Regions from separate parts of the Homo sapiens genome. Here region 2 is linked to region 1. Evidence: chromatin loops called from intact Hi-C (ENCODE). Cell type or tissue: dorsolateral prefrontal cortex. All regions are shown on one strand. Each heading gives the region's core, and the rest is flanking DNA. Links, peaks and the distances in the headings are about the cores only.

What was found. A loop is a pair of places that touch in the nucleus more often than their neighbours do. Peaks named below come from ENCODE experiments on the same cell type or tissue, not always from the same donor. Only the 100,000 strongest peaks of a DNase experiment are listed, where the experiment ranks them.
Region 2: a loop joins it to region 1, with 1.9 times the contacts of the local background. A loop is called at or near these places in 2 of 110 quality-filtered maps.

What each region holds. Positions count from the first base shown.
Region 1 is chr2:70,750,425-70,758,758 of GRCh38, reverse strand. The region is part of intron 1 of ADD2 (adducin 2); the gene reads left to right. Among named protein-coding and RNA genes, the nearest start is that of ADD2, 14 kb to the left of the region's middle. In dorsolateral prefrontal cortex, for the core only: no CTCF peak of the experiment used is centred there; no DNase peak of the experiment used is centred there; H3K4me3 peaks cover 587 bases; H3K27ac peaks cover 2,274 bases.
Region 2 is chr2:70,700,313-70,708,646 of GRCh38, reverse strand. It overlaps ADD2 (adducin 2), which reads left to right. Exons shown (of 16, transcript NM_001617.4): 3 at 2,205-2,421; 4 at 4,188-4,326. The coding sequence starts at 2,239. Among named protein-coding and RNA genes, the nearest start is that of ADD2, 64 kb to the left of the region's middle. In dorsolateral prefrontal cortex, for the core only: no CTCF peak of the experiment used is centred there; a DNase peak (open chromatin) is centred at 4,296; H3K27ac peaks cover 992 bases.

The DNA of each region.
Region 1 (8,334 bases), core at 166-8,165:
GTGCAATCATGGCTCACTGCAGCCTTAACCTCCTGGGCTCAAGCAATCCTCCCATCTCAACCTCCCAAGTAGCTGGGAGTACAGTGTATGCCAACATGCCTGGCTTATTTTTTTTAAAATTCTGGTAGAGACGAGGTCTCACTATGTTGCATAGTTGATCTTTTTAAAACAAAAATCTAATCTCATCATTTCTCTACCCTCCGGATAAAGCCCAAGCTCCTTACCTGCCTCAACTGCTTTTCCTCTTTTTCCTTTACGCTCTACCCTCTAGGTAGGCTGAACTACTCCATTTTTCTGAACATGCTTTCCCACCCTCCCAACCCTTCCAAAACAACTCTTTCCACCTCCTTATATGCCCTCTCCCCACCTTTTATCCAGCCAGTTAGTTCTTTTAGAAAGCCAATAAAATAGGCAAACTTCCAGAAAGCCTAATTAAGATACAAAGGCAAAAAAATTCACAAAGCTAGAAATGACATATGGAGCAGCATGGAGAAAAGATGTAAAATCTCAAGAACATTGTGCATTATTGTATCCCATCATCTGTGAAAATCTTGATGAAATGGACTATTTCCACTGAAAATATGCATTACCAATATTTACTCAAGAAACAGAATGTCATGTTCCCAGATGGGAAGAACCGATGTTATAAAGATGTCGATCCCTCACAGTTCCTGCCGCGTGAATGGCAGCCTCCCTGGTAACCAGAAGTGATGGAGATTTGTTCCTATTTTTACGTTCCTTCGGTAATTTTCTGTGGAATTTTGAAAGGGTCGTTAAATGTTTGTGCTTGATTGTGAATCATTTTATTGAAGGGAAAATCAATACAAGGGCATTTGAATGTTATTTTTAAATTGTTTTTCTCAAAGAACAAATGAAGTTATTAAACTTTGAAATGCATGGAGGCTTTATGAAACAATTTCATTTAACAATGGATGTGATTTTCTGCTTGTGTTATTTTATTGAGTATGAATTTTATCATGTTTGCTTTCTTTACTCGGCATGGAGTCTCCATAAGAATATCTAGGGGTTTACTTTCAAAAATCTACCGTGAAAAGACAGGACAGGAAAAGTGAGGGCGGGTTTGATTCTTTCCTGCTTTCCTCATGTCAGATGGCAGAGCATCCATACTGATTATCTCAGCATCCCTTTTTTTAGAATTTATTCTCCTTCCCTCTTAACACCATATTTCTCTTAAATCTTTCCAACACCCTCATTTGTGTCTTAAATTAGCTACGTCTGTTACCATAGTTATGCAGTATCCAGCTTAACCATTCCACACTCATTCCCACCATACTGTGTGTGAGACTTCCTCTCTCTTATTTCATAAAATATATCATTATTTTTCTTTATTCGTCTCCTGTCCCCAAACTTTTAGTTTTTAAGGCAACACTTGTTCATACTTAATGAATCAAATAGGACTGAAGGGCTTCTAATAAAAGGCAACAATCCCTGTACAAATCCCCCCCCCCCACAAATCCCTTATCCACAGGCAAACCAATTTTAGCTGTGTTTTTTTGTTCTGCTGTAGATACCTCTGTATCCCAAAATAATATGCATGTACTGCTGTTTCTGAATGTATCAACTGTGATCATTGTCTAGTGACTTTCTGCCATAAAAATTAAGGTTGAACCAGCCGGGCACGGTGGCTTATCCCTGTAATCCCAGCACTTTGGGAGGCCGAGGCAGATGGATCACTTGAGGTCAGGAGTTCAAGATCAGCCTGACCAACTTGGTGAAACCCTGTCTCTACTGAAAGTACAAAATTAGCCAGGTGTGGTGGGGCATGCCTGTAATCCCAGCTGCTTGGGAGGCTGAGGCAGGAGAATCGCGTGAACCTGGGAGGCAGAGTTTGCAGTGAGCCGAGATCACACCATTGCACTCCAGCCTGGGCAACAAGAGCTAAACTCTGTTTCAAAAGGAAAAACAAACAAAAAACCCTCAAGGTTGAAGCTTACTTGCACTACAACTCCATCTCTTCACCTCTCTTCTGGCCATCCCCACAACTCCAGACAATAGATTCACTACAACCAGATTTCCCATTCCATCCACTGTTGATCGTGTCACCTGACTCTATGCCATAGATAAGGCTATTACCACCACGTCTCCTTGCCTGCTCCCTCCTTCTCTAGCTGTACATTTACTTTTGTACTATCAAAGTTGATAAAATACTCTATTTCCTAGCCATCGTTGGTTTCTATGATTTGTCTATAAGGTAATTAAAACAAATGAAAACTCCTAACAGTGTTCAGTATCTGACTGAGTTGATATTGCTTACTGCACAATAAGTAGCATGCTAGGATTTCATCTTTCTTAGGACTCCAATGTCTCAATCCAGGGTGAAATTCACATGAATTGTTATCTGGGGCTCCGTAAGTGACCCACAGAGATAGGCTTTAATCTGCGGGCACCAACACCACCATAGTAGGGCTCTAGTTCTCTCCTGCAGTGTGTGCAGTTTCTCTAAGAACACCCATCTAGTGATTGAAGCTAATAAATCCAAAAAGAACTGTGTCTGCATGCTATTTTGAGATAAAGAGTTAACTCAACTGAGTGCCTGACTGGGGACCGCTGTATGTTGGGGGAGGAAAGGGGGTAGGCAGGATCTGCTGCTCTGTATAGAGACCTGCAATTTGTGCTTGTGTTCAGCCTCTTTTATTTTTCTTTCTTTCTCTTTTTTTTTTTTTTTTCTTTTTTTTGCTGAGATGAAGTTTCACTTTTGTTGCCCAGGCTGGAGTGCAATGGCGTGATCTCGGCTCACTGCAACCTCTGCCTCCCGGGTTCAAGCGATTCTCCTGCCTCAGCCTCCCAAGTACCTGGGGTTACAGGCATGTGCCACCATGCCTAGCTGATTTTTGTATTTTTAGTAGAGACAGGGTTTCACCATGTTGGCCAGGCTGGTCTCGAACTCCTGACCTCATGATCTGCCCACCTCGGCCTCCCAAAGTGCTGGGATTACAGGCGTGAGCCACCGTGCCCGGCCGTAAACATTTTTTAAAATAGATAAATTTGACCTGGATAGCAGCCCCACTGTTCATTTTTATGAGGAGAGGGAGGGAGGGCTAAATAAAAAATATTTAAGAAAATGTGCATTTACATTTGCTGGAGGTGTACTAGATGATGAGTAATTGGTCACAATGGTAGGTAAGTGTATCGTTCAACCCAGCTCATCAGTCAGTCAACAAGTGTTTACTGAACACCTTCTATGTGTGGTTACTGTGCAGTGCTGGGGATGCCACGAGCCAAGAGTTTACACTCTAGTGAGGAGAGACAGACACTAAGCATAAAAACAAACAGGTTCAAGCATTGATACCCATTATGCAGAAGATAAACTCATTTTAACCTGAGGGAGGAGGCTGCTTTAGCCAGAGTGGTCAGGGAAGGCTCTTTTGGGAGGCAGCAGTGAGCTGTTGCAGGTGGGTTCGTGAGACGGATCAGAGGATAAGCTAGTGCTGGCTGATTGCAGGCATTTTCATTATGCTATTTGAGGCCACATCATTGGCCGAGAGTGGAGCGAAGAGGGAGTCAGGGAGATTTGAGATGAGAAGGTGGGAAATGATCCTGTTGAAGAGTCTGTACTTCGAGAGAAGGGCAGGTTGCTTGGCAATGTTAAGAAATCATCTGAAAGGTGTAGAGGGTAATTTGAAGTGAGTCCAGTCCACAGAGTTTTGTGCAAGGGTCAATGGCCCAGATGCAGGCAGGGGCAAGGTCACATAGGGTTTAACTAAGGGTGGGACTCTGTGAGGTAGAAACAGTGGTGGGTGAGAGGGCAGAGGAGTTAGAGGTGTTTTGCAAGGGAATGGTTATCCAGTTGGATAATTTAAGCTACATGAGAAGAGATGGGAAAAGTAGAGTTGGAGATAGATAATTAAAAGGTGATTAGCAGGTATCAGAGATGTTGGAGAATTGCTAGGAGGTGGGGTGCCAGAGCTGGGCTGGAAGGGGATGGTCAGAGTAGGATGTTGACATCCACACATTGAAAGTGGTGATCTTGGTAGCAGCAAGATCTAGGGTATGACCACGGGAGAGGGTGACTGAGGCTGGGGTGGAAGGAGAGATAAGTGGCATTGGAGGCCACGAAGATGTGATGGTGGGTGTCGGGTGGATCACCATGTAGATGTCAACGTCGGCAGGAATGAGTAAGGAGAGTGGTGGAGGGGAAGATGGTTAGCCAGGAGCTGGAGTCCTCGGAGAATGAGAGGAGTGGCTGGGCAGTAGAGGAGAGTAACAAGGAGGAGTGACAGGAAGTCAAGTTGGAAGACTGTGCTTCCAAGGTGATGGGGTTTTGAAGGAGTGGAAATAGATAGAGGTGACTATAGGGCTGGAGGAGATGTGCACCCAGGCCCTGAGTACCTGGGATGTGGAAGAGAGTGCTGTGGGGCAATAGTGTCCTGTGGGAGAGCCACATTTTAGCTTCTTCGTTTGTGGATCACAGAAGTGGGCTTTATGTAGCTGAATTTGGAAGTGCTGCGAAGAATTATGTGATTGTTCAATTCGATTGGTTTCCAAGCAGGAAGGAAGGTAACCAAGGAGGCATTATTGACTTTGGGCTTGTTCAAAACTCAGTTAAAGGCAATTAACAGTACTTGGTGTTGTTTACCAAAGCACTTGTCTCAGGAGGGATCTCCTAGCAGTTCTTGTGAATTGTAGGAACTCCCTCCCTTGAGGCATCTTGTGTTTTCATGTCATTAATTCCTGCCTCACCCCTCAGCCATAAATCTCATGGAGGGGATAGAAGGCTTCTGTCTTTTTGTATCATCATCTTGCTGTGGCTCTGTGATGACGCCCTTGTCTAGCCTTGTTCTGCTGACGGTGACCTTTAATGTAATAAAATGCTTACAGGAATAATGAGAATTGATGGAGAAGATGCACTTTCTTGTGATTTATGCCTCTATGCATTAGAACATGAGGACATTTTGGAGGAATGAAGCATGTTATGGGAGAGCGTAGGCTTTTTCAGATGCATGGCTGAAAATCTCAAAAAAGCATCCTGTGCTACCTGGCAGTTCTAAGGCATTTACTTTATCACTTTCCAGAATGACGAATTCACTCCTCTTTTCTCCAAATTTCCTTTCCTCTCCACCCCACCCACCTTTCTGGGTGCCTCCAGCTTCATTGAGAAACAGAAACAGTGATCCCGGAGCTCTCCTGTCTTCCCACCCCCCAACCCCTGACACACATCCCTGACATGCTGCTCTGGGTTGAGTGGCCCCTGCTTCTATCAGAGGCCATCTTTTCTTCTGGGCTCTGGGACCTTTTCCCTCTCACCATCTCAAAAACACCACCATGGCAATTGGCTTTTCTCTTTTCTGCATCATCAACCTCTTTCTTCCTTCCCCCCTCCTCCCATTTCTCCCTTTATGTTCTCCTTGAAAGAGTTGCCTTTGCTCTGTATCTCTTCCTGTTCCCCACTGTTTATACTTGTCCTCTTTTATGGCACTGAGGCTATTCTTGTCAAGATCATTGAAGATGACCTCCATATTGCCAAATCTAATGGCCTCTTCTCTGTTCTTATCTTACTTGACCTGTCAGCAGCACTCAACACTGTTGACCACTTCTTGAAACATTTGGATTATCTGGCCTGGAATACTGCCCTTTTCTGGTTTTCCCTTACCTCACTTGCTGTTCCTCCTTTTCTTCTGTGCAGTTCCTTTTCCTCCACCAGACCTCTAAGTGTGAGAGAGCTTTGCCCTGCACCACTTTGTCTTCCTTATACACTCTTTCTGGTGAACTCTTTTGGGCCTTGGCTTTAGACTTCATTTTTGTGCTGATGAATCCAAAGTTCCTATCTCCCCAGAACTCTACTTCATTGCTTCTGGAACTTTACTGTACACACTGATCACCTGGGGATCCTGTTAAAATGTAGATTCCAGTCTCATTTGTCTGGAGTGGGGCCTGAGAGTTTGCATTTCCAATAAGCTCCCAGCGATGCTGATGTTGCTGGTCTCCGGATCTTACTTTGGGTAGTGAGGCTGAAAACCTGTATATCCAACTGCTTCCCTGACATTTCTACATGCATGTCTTACAGGCGTCTCAGACCAACCCTAAATGACCCTCTTAGAGCTCTTGATTTCTTTACTCAAACCCATTTCTCTCTGCATTTTCCTTGTGTCATCATCCCAGTTGCACAAGCCAAAGATTTTGGAGTTGTCCTTGGTTTCTCTTTCCTTCACTTTTTCATCCAGTCTATCAGCAAATTCTGCTGGCTCAGTCCTCCAAAACATATCCCAAATCTTTCTACTTGGCTCCATTATAATAGTAGTAGCTGATATTTATTCAGTACTTCCTGCATGTCAGGCTGTGTTAATGACATATATTTATATTTATAAGTATTTAAAGTCTAATCATCACAATAACCCTGTGAGGTAGGTGGTATTATTATTCTCATTTCTTGGATAAGAAAAGTGGACACATAAAAGGCAATAAATAATTATTTGCAGATGGAATACATGAATAAACTTTATAACTTATAACTAGGTAACCCTACATAGACCTGCAGTTAATGACCTAAAAAAACCCAATTTATTCTCTTGGTTTATTTTTCTCCCTTGTTATGAATATAATACTCAATAATGCCATTGATATGCTTAGAGAATTAGGGTTTCTGTGTCCTTGTTAGGCACCAATGACATTGCAAATGTCCATTGGCAAATGTCCAAAGCGCGTGTGTGTTACAGAATTTGTAGTGTCTTTGGCTTGAAACCATTTTTGACAAAGGCTATATGCATTTAAGGCACTAAAAATGTTTATGTTTGATAATTACAATGTCTTGATGTGCTTTGCTGAAACATTGTGTCTTGTGTGCCCTTGTGAAAAGCGGCGACTCTTGTATTTCCCATCATATCCTTGCATTTTCTGGAACTGGGGAGATATCTTGAGAGAATGACTTCAAGCTCCAAGATGTGTTCCTTTTCTTAAGTTTCCTTTATCTTGATTGATTTTGAGAATATTGTTCTCTGTGCTGGTTATCACAGTTACAGTGTATGATGATAAATGATTGGTGCTCTGGATAAAACAACCTAAATAGTCAAGTAGATGGAAACAAGCTCATATGACCAAAGTCTAAAAGAATCGAGTTGTTTCGATTGGAGAAGAGCAGTTAAGCAACTACTTTCTTATGCCGTTTATTGTAAAGGAAATCTTTAGTAAGCTTTTTAATAAAGTAAAGACATCTTTTGTAATGTGAATAATTAACCTAGTTTTAGGAGTGTAAGTTTCTTTTAAGAATGGGAAAGGGAGATACATTCATTTTTGTCCTAGTAGTTTCTATCACAACCCTCCAAAAGAATCTCTCTCTTAGGACTTTTAATATGCTAAGGCAAACATAACACCAAACGTAACACTGTATTCCTTTTTCTAGTTTAGTTCAAAGAGACATCCTAGGAAGTAAGATTTTTCTATATAAGTGGACTCAGAAAAGCTAACAAGGTACCCTAAGCATTAGTAAGGGCCTGCTGCTCCGACCTCATCCCAACCAGCCCTGCCCATCTTTAGGTTTCTGAGTAACAAGCGTCAACTGTTATATACTGAAACATTCCCTCTGGAATTCCAGAGTGTCAAAGTGGAAGGGATCAAACAGATCTTCCAGTCCAACCTCTTCATTATAGAAATCAGACACATGAAGCTGAGAAAAGATAAGGCACTGATCCAAGGTGAGGCAGATTAATTAATGGCAAATTCAAGGCTCCTGAAAAGTTTTTCTTTAGGGCATTTATATTCAAATGTCAGCGTCTCCCATTTTTAAAGTCAGAGTTTTCAAGATGCTATTTGATTTCAAGGAAACGTGACAGGAAGCATATCAATTTTTTATAAGAATGTAAAATATGGTAGAGGAGCTAGGGTGTGGGGAGGCAGTTTCTCTACATGGCCAGGTCTCAGTGTTGGCCCTTAATTCTCATTCCTGGACACAGGAAAAAATTATAGTAATTTAGACATGGTTATAATGCTACAGAGTATATTAATTTCCCAGGGCTGCCTTTACATGGAGATGGCTTAAATGGAGATCTCCTTAAATGGAGATGGCTTGACATAACTGAAATGTATTCTCTCTCAATTCTGAAGGCTAGAGGTCTGAAATCAAACTGCTGACAAGGCCGTGCTCCCTCTGAAGGCTCTAGGGTACTCCTTCCCTGTTTCTTCCTACCTTTGGAGGGTGGCAGTAATTCTTGGCATTCCTTGGCTTGCAGCTACATCAATCCAGTCTCTACCTCTGTCATCACATGGTCTTTCCTCTGTGTGTGTGTGTCTTCTCTATGACTTTGATGACTAAATCTTCCCATTCCTTATAAGGATGCTGACCATTGGATTTAGGACCTACCCTAATCCACTATGACTTCA
Region 2 (8,334 bases), core at 50-8,049, 50 kb after region 1:
GGTGGTTTGAACGAGGGGAGGGGCCTAGACAGCTATGGGACTTGGCCTGTGATGTGAGAGTCAGATTATGTGAGGTTTTGTGCCATCTTATGTCAGACTTGCTAGAAATGGCCAACACCTGGAATGGATGCCTTCCATTACATGTTGCAACCATTAACATCTAAACTATGGATATTTCAACCGAGGCTGCTCACTAGGGATTAGGGAGCTTTTGAAAAATCCTGATGTCCAGGTCATACCTCAGACTAATTATATTAGAATATCTGGCATCAGTACTTTTTAAAGTTCCCAGGTGATGCTATTGTGCACCCAAGGTTGAGAACCACTGCTCTAGGCTGAGGGCTCAGGCCATCAGCTGACCCTTGAGGAACTCTGTCCATGCGCCTTCCCTTGAACGAACTGTTTGCCTTTCCCCTAGAGGAAGAATGCAAACAAGAACAACAGGAAACCATCTGTGTATTCTGGGCTGATGGGATGGCCTTCCACTGTCCTCCAAGCTTATCTATGGCATCATTCTCCCCTCACCCCACCCAGAGAGACTGCAAAGGTAGTGTGTGGAGTTCTGGTAGAATGTGGAAGAAGAGGTTACAGGCAGCTCAGGGACAACAAGAATATGCTCTACTGGACATCAGCAAAGCCTCCTTTGTAATGAGCTTCTGACCAGAATCAAGGGTAGGCTGGGGCCAACAGGACTGCTGGAGCAAGGCCGGAGGGAGCCAGGACTGGCCAGCCACAGGCAAAGGGCAGATCAGGACCTGGGAGGCCAGGAGTCTTCTCCCAAAGAACAAGAGAGCATTCCATCTCCTCATGGAATGGGAGCCCATGGAGGTAAAGCAAGGGAGTGGCAGGTTATGGATGAGAACCCAGGTGTCCTGGTCCCTTGTAATGCTCTTTTATTTGTATCTTCACATATATGTTAAAAAGCTAATTATTGTTCAGCCAAAGTACATGCTGCCTTCTGCTGAGAAGAGAATCAGCCAGCAGGGAGAAGGCCAACGCTCTGTAAGGCCACCCTGGGTGTTGAAGGGGCAGAGCACCGATTTGAAGGCCTTGCAGTGCCGACACAGGAAAGGAGACGGGCTTCGCAAATTCCCACTGCCGGGAAGTGAAGCCCGGAACTGCAGGCTTACTCTTCAGAAGGGCTCCAAGATAGCAACAGAAAACATTTCTTCATTCATCATTCACACATTTTAAAAAGTATTCTTGATTAGAAAAAATCCACAGGTTTCCCCCAGCTTGACTTTCCAGAGGCTGTCGTGGTCCTTGCTCCAGGGAGCAGGTTTACACGCAGCACGTGGGGCTCTGGCAGCCGGGCAGCATGGCACCCTGCAAACCATATTTAGTTGTTGTTTCTCAACATGAGTTGAATGGGATTGGAGAGAAAATAATTTTCCATTAATAAAGTTGCACACCTCTTTTTAAACTTGGAATAAGAATCTGATTCTGCATTAAAACAAGTTTCAGAAAAACAGATTCACCAATAAATTCCTTTCCAGGGGCCAGAGCGAAGTTTAAGTTGTAAAGAAAAGCATTGGGCAAAGCGCTTCCCACGTTTCAGTAGTTCCTGTGCTCTTTTAGTAGTAGTCTTAGTAGGCCCTGTTTAATAGTAGTATTCTTTTGTGAATTTCCCACCATAATTTTTTTTTCTTTTTAGTTCTGTGATACGTGTGCAGGATGTGCAGGTTTGTTACATAGGTAAATGTGTGCCATGGTGGTTTGCTGCGCCTATCAACCCATTACCTAGGTGTTAAGCCCAGCATGCATTAGCTATTTCCACCATAATTTTTGAGGGGCCTTATTAGAGGGTTTCCATTTTAGATGAAGTACTGATTTCCAGTAAGTAGCTTACCACTGCATAGGTGTGCATCACAGAAATGCTCAACAAGGTCTGCAGGTCATGTTTCCATTCGGGGAACTCTCTACTCCAAGCCAAGTGTGACCATTTAAGGGCTGGCTAGTTGGGGAAGGGAGTGGACACCTGAACCCATGTTTTTACTTAGTCTCATGGCACAGCAGCGCCCCTATAGATGGGTATATGGGGCCGCTGCTGGCGTCCTGCCCTCCTCCCCAGGCTCTGCCTCTACCATCCTAGGAACAGCCGTACCCCACTGAGAATCCAACTGAACCTAGCCCTGTGCTCTGAGAAACGTGTACCCCGATGGGGAGCACCAACCTGACCGCATACCCTCTCCCCTTCTCTGTAGAGTTCCAGGAGCGAATTGCAAACCCACCGGGAAAATGAGCGAAGAGACGGTCCCCGAGGCTGCCTCGCCGCCGCCCCCGCAGGGGCAGCCTTACTTTGACCGCTTCTCAGAGGACGACCCCGAGTACATGCGCCTTCGCAACCGGGCGGCGGACCTGCGGCAGGACTTCAACCTGATGGAGCAGAAGAAGCGCGTCACCATGATCCTGCAGAGTCCCGTGAGTGGGGCTGACCCGGGCGGGAGAGGGCGCAGGGGGCGCTGGCTCTTCAGGACGTGTACCCACCCGAAAGATGAGTAACTCCTCTTTCCCTTGCTCAGGGTCAGTAGAAATGTAAGCCCACTGAGCAAGACGGATCTGGTCACCTGGGGCCTTGACACTCTCCCTTGTAACTGGTGGATGGCAGAACCTGGCTTGTGTGTGGCAGTTTGGCTTGGTGCGGGGGGAGGTGGGACGGAGACAGGAGTCCCCCTCAGTTTCCTGTGCCCCTTCGGAGCCTCAGTTCCCAGTCTTCCCTCCTCACCAAAAGCTATGACAGTGAACGGACAAATCCATGTAAACTAGAGACCAGCAGGGTGCCAGGAGGAGGGCTTGGGGCTCCCTTTACTGAACACCACAAAGTAAGAACTTTCTGTCGGGACAAATGAAGCTTTGACATGAATGGGATGGGGCTGAGGAGAGCCTGGAAGCCCCAGGAGGTGGGCAGAGTGGAGGGCTCAGCCGGGCTGTGGGATGGGGTGTGGGAAGGGAAGGCAAGTCGGGATCACTCACATCCCTCCTTACTTGGGGCCAGTTGGTTCCTGCCTGGCATGGACACAGCTCCTCCTTGAGGCAGGTAGTGCCTTGAGAAGGCCGAAGGGTGGGCCCTGTGGACCACTGAAGGCAGAGGGAGATCACTGTGGTGGAGGCAAGAGGGGTCTGACTGAGGAAGAGCTTGGGGGGCCTCAGGAATCAGCCCATGATCCTAAGGATCGGGAAGCCCAGGGACAGAGTTGGCATCTCCAATTGCTTGCCAGGATGGGCTCGAGATGGGAGCCGCTCTGCCTTGGCCTTCTGGGCTCCAGAGAGCCAGGGCCTGTGCAGGGGCTGTGTGAGACCCTGGCTGGGAGCCATGGTGCATACTCAGGCCACACAGAGCAGCTCCAGGGAATGGGCCGAGGTCCAATATCTGTGCCCAGATATTGTGTTGGGGAGCTGGGAGGAATATGGCAGATGCTGAAAGCATTGGGGTGAAGAGCCTCTGGGAAAACCCCCAGAGTGTGACTAGGAGGGGTGGCAAGGGGGTTAGGAGAGGCGGCAGAGTTAGCACCAGCCCAGATTTCAGGGCTCAGGCAGTAAATAGGGGTTGGAGGAGGGCCTGCTTCCTTCTTCCCTTTTACAGGTTGGCCAACACACCTAAGTGGCCCCCCATTTCCTCCTGAGTGTTTTCTCCTGCCACCTGGTGGGCAGGATTCCTTGCTTATGGCTTCATGGTCTGAAAAGCCAGGCTTAGAGTTGGACATCAGGAGTGGAAGTGACCTCAGAGGTCATCAAATCTTCCTGTTCTTCCTCCTACCCTTTCATTAAGCACATGAGGAAACTGAAGCCCGAAAGAATCACAGGCATCGCTAATGGAGAGGGATGGTGGCTCTCTCCATTCAGTTCTGCCTAAAAAAATGTCCTTCATTACTAAAGTGAAGTCCTACCATGTCTGATGGTGGGGAGGGGTCTTGGCCCTCATTTAGACACAGAAAGGACCTGGAATCTGGATTACTGCCCACAGGGCAAGGGAACACAAGATCCATTCCCAGCATTTCTTTGTTGCTTCCCATACAGCAATTCCTGAGGTCCTAGTGGAACTGCTCAGTGTCCCCTGTAGCTGGGGACCCTGAGCATGGCCCTGACCTAGCTGACCCAGGGGCAAGGGGTGGGCACTTGGAAGAGCTCATTGTTGGGCAGCTGTGTGAGAGGCTGTGGGGGGACAAGCACCTCGGGGCCTGCTTCAGTCTTTCAGGGAGGAGCTGGAAGGCCTCATCCAGGAGCAGATGAAGAAGGGGAACAACTCCTCCAACATCTGGGCCCTGCGACAGATCGCGGACTTCATGGCCAGCACCTCCCACGCAGTCTTCCCGACATCTTCCATGAGTATGTGGTGTCTGGGGAGCTGCCAGGAGCAGAGGTGGAGGGGAGGGTGGGGTGGGGAAGAGAGGGAGGAGCAGCAAGAAGCATCTGGTTGCCAGGCTATGGAGTAAGCAGCCCATTGTGTTATCAGGCCTTGGGGAGCTCAGCAGCAGCCAGAGAGGTACCTGGCTCTGCTTCTGATGTTGCTGCAAATTAAACGTCCACAGAAAAATTACCCCAATGCCAGGAATAAGAGGGTGGAGGTGACTTCAGTGGACGGGAAGAGACCACTGAAGCCTGTGTTTCCATGCCCCACTAGACAGGCCAACCTGACTCCACAGATGAGGGCTGAGAGGAGCCAGCCAGGGCTATGCAGGAAGCCACCCTCCTGGGCTGTTATGCTCTGCCCATAACGTTTAAAACACAAGCATCAAAAAATAACTCCCCCTCAATAAGATTATTACAGGATTATGGCTGAAAACTGTGAAAATAACCAAGAAAGGGAAGCAGAAATCATTCTACTGTGTTCTTAAAGCCCTCATATTACTATTCTTAATATTTTGGTGAACATATATCCTTCCAGTCCTTTTTTTCTTAACATATATAGATTATGCAAACACAAATGTAATCACATAAAATATGGTTCTATAATATAATTTTTGGTGGATACATGCTATTTAATAAATTTCCCATTGTTGGACTTTTAGGTTATTTCCAACTTTTTCTGTTAGGAACAATGCAATAAACATCCTTGTAAATAAACCTGAGATTATATCCGTGATTATTTTCTTAAGATAAATTACTAGTAGAATTGCTGAATTGAAGTACATGCATGCATGTTTTAAAGACTTTAATGCAGAATGGCAGATTACATCCTTTCTCCAAATGGATCCAATTTACGTTCCCAACAGTAATGCGGTAGAGTGCCCATTTCCTCTACCCTGGTCCATAGTGTATACTACCATTTGTTTCATCCTCCTGATTCAGTAGGTGACAAATAATACTTTATTTGTGTTTTAATGTGCATTTGTTTGACTACTGATGAGGTTGGATATATTAATGTATTTTCACATACATATTGGACATGATTTTCTTCCTTTCTCTCTCTCTTTCTCTTTCTCTCTTTCTCTTTCTTTCGTTTTCTTTTCTTCTTCCTTTCCTTTCCTTTTTCTTTTCTTTCTTTTCTTTTCTTCTTCCTTTCCTTTTTCTTTTCTTTCCTTTCTTTCACGCAGAATCTCACTCTGTTGCCCAGGCTAGAGTGTAGTGGTGCAATCTCAGCCCACTGCAACCTTCCAGGCTCAAGCAATCCTCCCACTTCAGCCTGCCAAGTAGCTGGGACCACGGGCACGCACCACATGCCTGGCTAATTTTTGTATTTTTTGTGGAGACAGGGTTTCACCATGTTGCCCAGGCTGGTTTGGCACTTCTGGGTTCAAGTGATCCACCCACCCCGGTCTCCCAAAGTGTTAGCATTACAGACGTGAGCCACCGTGCCCGCCCCTGACTTTCTTTTTATAGTAAATTGCCTTTTTACATCCTTTGCCTATTTTCCTATTAGTGTATTATTTTCTTATAGATTTTTACATTTTTATAAAGTAAAGCTGTTTCTCTATTATCTGTCAAATATATTGCTTTTTTTTTTTCCAGTTTCTCCTTTGTCTTTTAGTTTTGTCCATGGCATTTTTTTTGTCTTGTAGAATTCTTTAGTTTCTGTGTAGCGGAAACCATTGTAATTTTCCTTTGTGTGTTCTGCTTTTGATTGCATGCTTAGAAATACCTTTCCCATGTTTCATCATCTGATGGAACAAATACCCTTAATTATGCATTTGTCAATTTTCCTCAACTGTTTGTACAAGTTTATTCTTTACAATAACTTTAGGCCAGGCACAATGGTTCATGCCTGTAATCCCAGCACTTTGGGAGGCCAAAGCAGGTGGATCACCTGAGGTCAGGAGTTTGAGACCAGCCCGGCCAACATGGTGACACCCTGTCTCTACTAAAAATATAAAAATTAGCCAGGCATGGTGTTGCATGCCTGTAATCCCAGCTACTTGGGAGGCTGAGGTGGGAGAATTGTTTGAACCCTAGAGGTGGAGGTTGCAGTGAGCTGAGATTGCACCACTGCACTCCAGTCTGAGTGACAGAGCAAGATTCCATCTCAAAAAAGCAAAAACAAAAATCAAACTTTAGAATTATTTTATCAAGTCCCCCCATTGACCTTAAAAATTCCTTTTGGGATTTTGATTGGGATTACATTAAACGAATAAATTGATTTGGTGAAGAATTTATAAATTTATAATTTTATATTAGAATGTAAGCTCTGTAGGGGAAATTTGTAAGTTTGGTCCACTGCTATATCCTTTGATTTAGAATGTATCTGGCACATAGTAGGTACTTAAAGATATTTACATGAGTGAATTGTAAATCTTTTCAGAAATGAGATATGTCTTTTATTTATTTAAGTCTTCTTTCATATCCATCAGAGAAGTTTAGTAATTATTTTCATGTAGTTCTTACTAATTTCTTATGAAGTTTACTCTGAAATTTTTAAATAACTTTGTTATTTTAAGTGAATCTTTATCCATTCTATTTTCTTTCTGGTTATAGTTCTCATTTAAGATAAATTGTTAGATATATATATACATATAAGTGTGTGTGTGCATGTGTGTATACACTAGCCCCTTATTGAACTCTTATTTAAATTTTAATATCATCTCAGTTAATTCTTTTGGGTATTGTATATACAAAAATCACATAATCTGCAAATCATGATCATTTTGCTTCCTTCATTTCAACATTTACCCATTGGTTTATTTTTCCAGTTTTCTCATTGCATCTGTTAGAACTTTCAGAACAATGTTTAATAATAGATTAATTATCCTTGTCTTATTTCTGACTTTAATGGAAGTTGTTTTACCACAAGAGTTTGAGACAATTATTTTTTATCGTGTTGAGGAAATATCTTTTTATTCTAGTTCACTATGAGTTTTTCTCAGGAATGGATGTTGAATGTCATAAAATACATTTTGGCCATTTATTGGTTTTTTTTTCCCTTGAACTATTGAGGTGATGAGTTTTAGTAACAGATTTCTGAGTATTGAACTCCTTTTTCATTACTGAAATAAATCATTCTTGGTCTTGATGCATTCTTTTAAAAATACCCTTCTGGATTTGATTTTCCAGAATTTTATTAAAGATTTTTGCATTCATATTCACACATGAGATTGGTTAGCAGTTCACTTTTTGGGCAGTCTTTACCTAGTATTGATACCATGACTGTAATTTCATAACATGAATCAAGGTGATTTCTCTCTCTTTTTTACCCTGATATAGTTTAAATAAGATAGGAAATCTCTGTTCCTTGAGATTTATTATTCACTTAGAATGTCATCTAGATCTGGAATATTTTTAGGGATTTTTGATGTTTTTGTCCTCAGTTTCATCTGGGGTTTTAAAATTTATTTTGCTGCTTCTTGGTTAAATTTTCGTCATATATTTTGTGTAAAATAAACCATTTTATGGAGTTTTTCAAAATTATGAGTCATTTACAATATTATTTTTATCATTCAAATTTCCTGCTAAAGTAGATGAGATAACATCCCATTCTCATTCCTGGTGCTATGTAAATTTTTGCTTTCTCTTTATTGACCAATCTAGATATTTGTTTATTCATAGATCATCTCACATAAGCCAATTCTTGGATTTACTTATTGGTCCTGTTATTCTTTCTGCTTCCTGATTCATTAGTTTTATTTCTATATTCATTAATCCTTTTCCATAACTTTTCTATTTTGTTATTTATGTATTTTCTAGAGCAGCATAAAATGTATTTATTTTTATACTGAATTCAATAATAAAGACATTTAAGGCTATAAATTTTTTTCTATGAGTATATGTTTGGCCTTATCTCAGGAATTTGACACATAGTAATTATTTTATTGTTAATTTCTAAATAGCTTGCAGTTGCTGTTTGGACTTTATTTTTCTTCTAAGAGCTATCTAGGAGTGTTTTCTTATTTCCAAGTGGTTGAA